3 separate regions of the Homo sapiens genome follow, and all the other regions are linked to region 2. A link is a contact called in ENCODE Hi-C data. All regions are on one chromosome and are shown on one strand. Each heading gives the region's core, a stretch centred on a gene start or an enhancer-like site at or near the end of the contact. The rest is flanking DNA. Distances are from core to core; before and after follow the strand shown. Region 1 holds the start of LIG3 (DNA ligase 3). Region 2 holds the start of ZNHIT3 (zinc finger HIT-type containing 3). Region 3 holds the start of ZNF830 (zinc finger protein 830).

The links. A loop is a pair of places that touch in the nucleus more often than their neighbours do. Pooled maps may share reads with other maps.
Region 1: a loop to region 2 is called in a map of CD8-positive, alpha-beta T cell, with 25 times the contacts of the local background. The contact joins the promoter of LIG3 here to the promoter of ZNHIT3 in region 2. A Hi-C loop is called at or near these places in 1 of 168 maps with a recorded cell type or tissue (CD8-positive, alpha-beta T cell), 1 of 37 single-sample maps with no recorded cell type and 9 of 50 pooled maps.
Region 3: a map of ascending aorta shows a loop between it and region 2 (7-fold over the local background). The contact joins the promoter of ZNF830 here to the promoter of ZNHIT3 in region 2. A Hi-C loop is called at or near these places in 1 of 168 maps with a recorded cell type or tissue (ascending aorta) and 13 of 50 pooled maps.

The regions. Positions count from the first base shown.
Region 1 is chr17:34,979,086-34,981,971 of GRCh38, reverse strand. It overlaps LIG3 (DNA ligase 3), which reads right to left and starts at 1,460. Exons shown (of 20, transcript NM_013975.4): 1 at 1,350-1,460. RefSeq lists a silencer at 1,006-1,435.
Region 2 is chr17:36,485,286-36,487,985 of GRCh38, reverse strand. It overlaps ZNHIT3 (zinc finger HIT-type containing 3), which reads right to left and starts at 1,305. Exons shown (of 5, transcript NM_004773.4): 1 at 1,201-1,305; 2 at 1,020-1,051. The coding sequence starts at 1,286. It overlaps LOC105371749 (a long non-coding RNA gene), which reads left to right and starts at 1,307. Exons shown (of 3, transcript XR_934710.4): 1 at 1,307-1,399. RefSeq lists an enhancer at 651-1,584.
Region 3 is chr17:34,960,143-34,962,842 of GRCh38, reverse strand. ZNF830 (zinc finger protein 830) reads right to left here and starts at 1,303. Exons shown (of 1, transcript NM_052857.4): 1 at 1-1,303. The coding sequence starts at 1,276. The coding sequence ends at 158. It overlaps CCT6B (chaperonin containing TCP1 subunit 6B), which reads left to right and starts at 1,383. Exons shown (of 14, transcript NM_006584.4): 1 at 1,383-1,586. The coding sequence starts at 1,450. RefSeq lists enhancers at 1,010-1,259, 1,340-1,419, 1,470-1,689, 1,790-1,839 and a silencer at 1,559-1,853.

The DNA of each region.
Region 1 (2,886 bases), core at 211-2,710, 1.5 Mb after region 2:
AGGCTTCCGATGTGCAATTAACCTGTTTATCATTCAGCAACTTGAATCAGAGAATGCTGAAGTCACTGGGCAGCAAGACTCACAGGAACTCATAAATCAATCCAAATGGAAAAAGATTATATCAGCATCTTCTTATATTCATGTTTTCTAAAGCATTTTATAGTCCTAGTTTTAAGTATACTGGAATTATGTTCAGTCTGCACACGCTGTGAAGCAAAATTGCTGTCACGTTATAATAAAAAGCAGGCTTTGCTTACTGTAGTGCAACATGATGTGAAGGAAAGCTGGTGGACCTGGAATAAGGGATGGGAGTGCAAGTCTGACTGTACAGTTTACTGACTGTTACCTCGGAGAAAACTCTTAATTTATCTGCATCTGTTTTCTTATTTCTAAAGCAGGGTAAATAATACCTACCTCACAGGGTAGTTGGGAAAATTACAAGGAATCCATGAATGCGCTGGTTGTGGGGGAGGGAGGCTGTTCTGAGCTCTCTAAAAATGTATACAAAATGTACATTCGATAAAAATGCACGGTTTTTTGGAGGAGGTCTATCACTTTCGTGATATTCACAAAGGGCTATATAACTCCCAAAGTTTAAGAACCACAGAGGTGAGGTAAGTGGAAGTACGGCAGACCCATAAAAGGAGGTCAGAACAAGTGAGTTTCAACACTTTTCCTAGAAGATCAATTTACAGAGCAACCTCTAGGGCCCCAATAATGAAAGGAGTGGACTTGAGGGAGGCTCGGGAGGCGCTGGGCCACGAGGAGGCACAATGCAGCTTTGAGGAAACCCGTCTGTCCCTCGTTCCGCACCCTCACAACTGCCGCAGCCCAGGGGCCCGAGAAGGAAATCGCTGAGGCCTGGCCGCCGCCGCTTTTCTCGAAGGGCTTCCCGCGCCGCTGTCGGAGAGTGGCGGGGACAGTGGGGTCGGCGGCGTAGGCCGCGACCCCCGGCGAGGCAGAAAGGAGCGCTCCTCCACCGGGTCCGGGACGCAGGCGGGAAGTGATCAAGGCTCCCTGAGTCCCACCCGAGCGCTCCCGGTTCAGCGCAGGAGGACGCACGCCGGGCCAGGGTACGAGAAGGCCCCGTGGGTTCCACAGGGAACACAGCCCGGGCGCCGGCCTCCCCGCCTCACGCGGCCCCGTGGGGGTCCCGGGGAGCCGCGAGCCTCCCCCTGGGCTCCCGGGAGGGCCGCCACGTCACGGAGGGTGTGCCCCGGGGCTCCGCAGGCGGGCGGGGGAGGAGCCGGGGGGCTGGCTCCCCGGCCGCGCCGAGCTCCTCGCCCCGGGCCCGCTGCCTTCCCCACGCCGGGCCCCGCCGCGCCGTGCCGCGCCGCGTAGCCCCTCACCTGCCTCTCCGGCTCCGGCGCTCACCGTAGGCCTCGGAACTTGCTCATTACAGGCCGCGGGCAGCCCACGACGGTTGGAGCGCCTGTCTCTTTAAATCCGGGTCCTAGAGCGGGAGGCAGCGCGCAGGCGCAAGAGCCAAGGCCGCGGCCACGCGACCGGTCCCCGCCCCCGTCTGCCACGTGGGTCGTAGTTGCATTCTGCCTGCCCTGTGATGTTTGGGAGTAGTTTTCAACCTGCAATCGCGGCCCGGGAAGCGGAGGTGGGGGGACGTGGCGGCTCCTCGGAACGCAGCCTGGCCTGAACTTCCGAGGCTCCCCTTGATTTTCTCATACTGTTAGAGAGGATCTGTTTTTAAAGATATTGGTGGAGAAACTATATTGTAATGAGGTCGGGGAAGGCAAAGATCGCGTCAATCTATTTTTTAAATATAATCCCTCTGTTTGTGTCCCGCAGACTCCCTAGTAAATAGTTTGTATTCAGTAGCTTTCATGGAATTGAGACGAGGCACTAAACAGCAGATAGATATAAAATGTAAAGGAGTGATGGAGGAGAAACTCCTTGATTGTATATCATTCAAAGTGTATTATCTCAAATCTGAAGCCAGCTCTTTGAGAGTTGGGATGGCGATTTTTACAAATGTAGCAGCCTGAGGGTAAGTGACCTCTTCAGAGTCTAGGAAGAGCAAACAACTGGGCCTTGTTAGGTAAGCAAAGAACAGGTTCCCGAGAGAATTCTGTGCTGTGTGATGAAGAGTGTCGTCTTTACTCTGTAGAGGACGGAGAGCCATGAAGAGTCTTAGGGAATACTGCTGAAGCTGGGTGGGGAGAGACTGAGGCAAGGGAACAAATCAGAAGGCTCTCATAGTGACCCATGTGGGAGATGATTCAGCTAGTTAGGGTGGAGAGTAAAGTGCGTTTTTGAAGATCATTTAGAATTTAAATGATCTTCTAGATAAAGTGCTCGTTTATGGATAAAATAATAATAATTTGAGTGAGCAGAAACATAATGGTACCATCAACTGAAATAGAAAATAGAGAGGAAGAGGAGGTGTTAGGGTTAGAAAGATGAGTTTTGTATTGGATACATTAAGTTTGTTTGACTAAGTTTAACTGCGATTCTACTGTTTGGAGGGGAGTAAAGCCTGCTTTTAATGCGCAGCAGAATGAACCAGGGCTTTGGTTCAACCAGGCAATTGGAAGGTCGCTGGAGACTCACGTCCTAGCTATGATAATTGAGTGATCTTGAGCACGTCTCTACAACTACATTTGCTACATTTTTTTAAGTTTCCTCAACCGTATCTGTCTTTTTCCAATGCTGTAATCACTAGCCACACGTGACTATTGAGCACTTGAATGTTGCATGGAATTGAGATGTGCTATAAGTGAAGAAAATACACACCAAAAAATTCATACTAAAAAAAGTAAAATATCTCATTAATAATATGTACCACATAATGACATTTAGGCCAACAATGGACCAAATATATGAGGGTGGTCCCATAAGATTATAATGGAGCTGAAAAATCCCTATCATATA
Region 2 (2,700 bases), core at 56-2,555:
GCTGGGACCACTGGCACAGGCCACCACGCCTGGCTTTGTTTGTTTATAGAGACGGGGTTTCGCTATGTTGCCCAGGCTGGTCTCAAACTCCTGAGCTCAAATGATCCGCCCGCCTCGGCCTCCCAAAGTGCTGGGATTACAGGCGTGACCCACCGCGCCCCACCTACATCAAACTTTTTTTTTTCTTTTTTTTTCCAGACTGAGTCTGGCTCTGTAGCCCAGGCTGGAGTGCAGTGGTGCGATTTCGGCTCACTACAACCTCCGCCTCCCGGGTTCAAGCGATTCTCCTGCCTCAGCCTCCTGAGTAGCTGGGATTACAGGCGCGCACCTCGCCCGCCTAATTTTTGTATTTTTAGTAGAGACGGAGTTTCACCATGTTGGCCAGGCTGGTCTCGAACTCCTGGGCTCAGGTGATCCACCCGCCTTGGCCTCTCAAAGTGCCGGGACCACAGGCGTGAGCCACCGCGCCCGGCCAGGTCACTTCTTTTTAACTGTACAAAAGTGTGTTCACATCATACACAGAACTTACTTGGTTCTTTTTTTCTCTTAACAAATCAAGGACGTCTCCTTGTATTGTACATGGACTTACCTCTTTGTTTCTAACAAGACATTATTTACACGAGTGAAAATACTGTTAAAGTTAGCGCAGTTTCAGCCAAATGGTGAGGGGCTACATCAGAATACTGAGGAAGAAACTGCTAGGGTAGACCTCGGTGGGAAAAGCAATCGGAAACTATTTCTAAGCAAAAAAGAGTAACACGCAGAAGGAGAAGCGGGGTAGAAGAAAGGCTACTGACCAAAACCCTGAGAGCGATTACAGGCAGGGACAACAGAGGGAACTGTCCGACACACAGAGACACCAGGGACCAAGTCAGAGGAAGCAAGGTTCCTGCAGAACCCGCGGAGACCCGAGGCGGGAAAGGAAGCGCAGCCCAAGGGTCCACGCCCCCAAGACGGAGGCTGGACGTGGGGGCTGCCCCGTGCGCAGTGGTACGAGGGCTGGCGGGGACGGGGCTCACCTTTGTGCTTCCGGAAGCAGACTACCGAGCAGCTGTAACAACAGAGGCCACAGGCCGCGTCAGCCCCGAGGGTCCCCGGCCCCTCCAGCAGCCCGCCCGCTCCCGCCCGGCCTCCCGGCCTCCCGCCCTCCCGCCATGGCCGGACACCCGCGCCCCTGGACCCCGCGACCTCCCCGCTCACTAGGGCACGCGGCAGGCTGGACAGCGGTATTTGGGCTTCTCCAAGCAGATCACGCAGACGACGGTGCTACATTTGAGCGACGCCATGGTTTTGTGGAAGGAGACTGTTCACTGCGCCGCCGCGCGCCTCTCACGCAGCCGCGCCCGCGTGCACGCCCCTTTTTCCGTTTCCTAAACGGGGACCAATCAGCGCTCAGCAGGTAGGCAAAAGCAATGGACTGATCCTGCTCACTGTTCCAGCCCTCGTACTTAGAGCGTCGATACACTCGATGCGCATCTATTAGCTGCGTCCCAGGTTTTCCTTGATTAGATCACAGCGTCGAAGAACTTGTTATGTAGCCCAGTCCCTGTCCCTATGCGGCCGTGTGGCTTGGAGCAAGCCATCGACACTGTCCAGGTGTGTTGCCCCGCATGTAAAAAAGAAAACAATACATGGAACTAAACGTCCTTTACTTTCTGGCTGGGACTTCCTGAATCTTGCAGGGACATTGGGGTTCATCCGCCCATCTCATCTGCTTATTCTTGGCAAAGGACAAGTCCAGACATTGGGCGAACCAGAATCGGTTGGATCACGCAGTAGACAGGAACCTGCCCTTCCCAACCTAGACCATTTTTCACTGGGGAAAGAAAGATGAGCCTGAACAGTGGCAAATGTTTGAGCTCCAACTGTGAGCCCTTCCGGGCTGGGGACCCCCCGGGGTCTTCTAATGAAGAAGTCGTCTCTGTCCCCTGGGAACTAAATGCTTAGAGTGAAAGTAGGACGGGGAAACGGGGAGGAAAGAGACTCACTCTTAGAGTCCTGCCGTCGCTACCCTGCACCTGCACGCCCCTGAGACTGAGTGCTTCTTAAATTTTGCACTCTAGGCTCCTCACACCTCCCCCTAGTCCCGGAAGCTAATTGACCAGGAAGCAGGCCAGTGACCACTAGTCCCAAGACGGGGATCCCAGGCAGATGAGTCTGGATAGATGGGCTATGATGGGACTTGAATGCCACCACAAACTTTAGGTTTAGAAAAAGTAATGTTTTTTGTTGTTTGTTTTTTAAGGAAATTTGCTTGCAGCTAGGCATGGCCCAGCCTTACCTTAGCTCCCATCCTACCTGCACTGGGCCCTCCCAGGGCCATAAATCACCCTTACTCCCAAGTGCCTCCTCTTCTGTGTTGGCCGTTCAGCCTTCAGGGTCCCTCTTCAATAAAGGTGTCTGCAGGGATGTATCTGCAACAACCGAGGCAGTGGTTTGAACCTTGGCTCAACCCCCTCCCTGGCTGTGTGACCTGGAGGGGTTGGTTACCCCCTCTGAGCTCCCTCATCTATTAAAGTGGATGTTTGGGCCTACTTTCCTGAGCTGTTGTAAAGCAGAGAGGAGACCATGTGCAAAAGTTTTGTAATCAGAAGTGCTACCTGATATCTAGAAAGAGTCTTAACTCTCATGGATCTCCGTCTGGACCGCATGAACATAGGTCCCAGGCCCCAAGCCATGCTCTCCAAAACAGTTCTGCCG
Region 3 (2,700 bases), core at 54-2,553, 1.5 Mb after region 2:
CAAAGTGCTGTAGCTCACTGGCTCATTTTATCTCAACAATCCAGTTTAGCAATCCAGGTACCCAAATCTTGAGGCATGAAGTAACCGCTATACTACTGAGAGACAGCACTTTTTATACAACAGCAGAGGCTGTTAGAAACCTTGGGTCTTTAAAACCCTATAACAATGCCCCTTTCACCCTCCAATCCTGAGACAACAAATCCTGTAGTTCCCCCTCATCATCGCTGTCAGCATTCTCTTCTTCCTTTTTCTGCAGTTCTTTTATGGTCAGGATTTCTTTAAGTTTATTTTTTATTTCATCCTGGCGATTCCGTAGCTTTTCCACCCGTCGGTAACACTCTATCTGCTCATCGATCTCCCCAATCTGGCGGTCCAACCGTCCCTCCTCATCCTCTTCGGCAACTATGGCTTCGGAAATAGTGTTGACCTGCCTCATGGCTTTTTGGAATTCGTCCCACTCTTTGTCCATCTGATCTTTTGGAGCATCAACCTTTCGTACTCTTGCATCTACCTCAGGGTCGTCAAAAAAACCTTCCGGTAACGCTTCCGCGGTGTTTTCTCTCCTTTCCACCACTTTTTCATGTATTTCTGCTTTCTCAATTGACCCTGAATGAGGAATTATGGGGGCCTTGGGAGGATTAGTACTAAAGAAATCGTTTGGCAGCACACTACTTGTTACCTCCCGTGAAGAGGAAACTGAGTGCTCCTTGCCCTGTGCGTCGGAGAGCGGCTTGCTGGCGTCCCCCCTTTTTCTTTCTCCATCTCCTTCCTCCTCCTCTTCCTCCTCCTCCTCATCTTCATAATCGGGGAGTAAACTGAGTCCTGAAGGCTTACTGGGAGTCGCTCTAATGAACTCCTTTCCTATTTTGTCAAAGTTGGTGGTCCACGCAGATGTGGAGGGCTGTACCTGAGGCACCAAGGTGGCCTTCGCTCTCTTGACATCTTGGTCGTCTGCGTCCGGCGCTTTCCTCTTGACGGAATGAGGCGCTGAACTGGCGGACGAACCCTGGCTGGCTTCCTTCGCGCCTTTCAGCTCGGCCACTTTCTCTCGGTGCTGCTTTCCCAGGACGTGAGTCTGCCACAGGAGCTCGCTCTTAACCGGAGTGTTACACAGGGCACAACTCAGCTGCCCCAAACGGTTGTACTTCGCGAATGGAGATTCTATCCGTTTCCGACTGGTGCTCAGACGCTGCTTCTCCTTCATTAACCGCCGCAATTCTTCCTGATTTATCACTCGCTTCCCTGCCGGAGTCCGGGCGGAGGCGGAGGACGCCATCTTGGCGACCAGACCCAAAACGATTCTGGTTTCCGTCGGGCGAGGCATGATAACGTCACTTCCTGTAAGGGCGATGATTGGCCGAGGCTCAAGAGAGCGTGGCGTCGCATTGCCGTTTTTGCTCAGAATCGCGACTAAGGCTTTTTTTTTTTCTCCCTCTGAACGGTTAGGCTATGGCTGCGATAAAGGCCGTCAACTCCAAGGCTGAGGTGGCGCGGGCCCGGGCAGCTTTGGCTGTCAATATATGCGCCGCCCGAGGGCTGCAGGATGTGCTGCGGACCAACTTGGGTCCTAAAGGCACCATGAAAATGTGAGACAGCGGTTGGAGCGGCCATTACGCGGCTAGGGGCCCGTTGGTGTCCTGTCGCCCTCTGAGGCAGGCGTCCGCGTAGCGCTGTGGATGTTCTTGCGAGCTTGATTTCCCTCATTCTCATCCCTGCTCTGGGGGTATTTCTCGCCTGGTGCAGGTGGAGGAGAAAAGCCTCCCCTAGTAGAGGGCCCCGGGAGTGAAGCTGTGGCGCTTCCCCGACCCCCGACTTGTCGTCAAGGTTCATATGCAGTTAGAAAGTCAGTTAATTTAGTGTCTCATTGGAAACAAAGCATTTAACTCCTCTGCTCCTTAAGACTGTATACCCTTGGTCCATAAATTCAACAAGTAGTTTTGTTTTTTGTATGGCAATGTATTGTAGTGGAGAGGACACAGGCTTTGGAGCCAGGAAGGCATGGGGTCAAATCCAAGTTCTACTTGAATACCCCGTGTCTATGGTTGTTCAGATCTATTCATCTTTTCAGTATATATTAAGCACCCTTTTCTATAGACAAGAGTGAGGAAAAGAGACCAGTGAGGGCAAAAGGGTATAAGAGGAGAGACACATCCTCATAGTAATGAACAAAATAATATTAATGGTAAAATAAGTCACTTAGGTACCAGTTGTTGGGACACAGAAATGATCAAGATAACGGTTTCTGTTCTTAAGGAGATGTGGTAGAGACGGATGTGGTAGAGTAGGATGTGCTAATTATATATAGATGCATATAATTATGCTGAAGAAAGGGACTGATGGCAGAAGGAAAAGCATCTTAAGTAACATGTTTGATCAGTCTTGAAAGAAGAATAAGACTTCACTAGTTGGAAGAGGGAGTAAAGGCCTGGGCAAAGTAATTTCAGGAATAAGAAAGACCAATGGTGCAAATCCAACAGAAACGAAACAAAACATGGTATATTAAGGGAACCAGAAGATTTGCTTGTGGAAAAGTAGATGAGGCAGGGAAGATATTGGGAAAGGTCAAGTATGTCATTGCTGTGTTTGGATTTTAACTTGAAAATGATGGAAAACATAAAAATCATTGGAGGACTTTTGATCAGGGAACTGACTGAATCACGTTGCCTTTTAGAAAGAAAAATGTGTGGAGGGTATATTTAA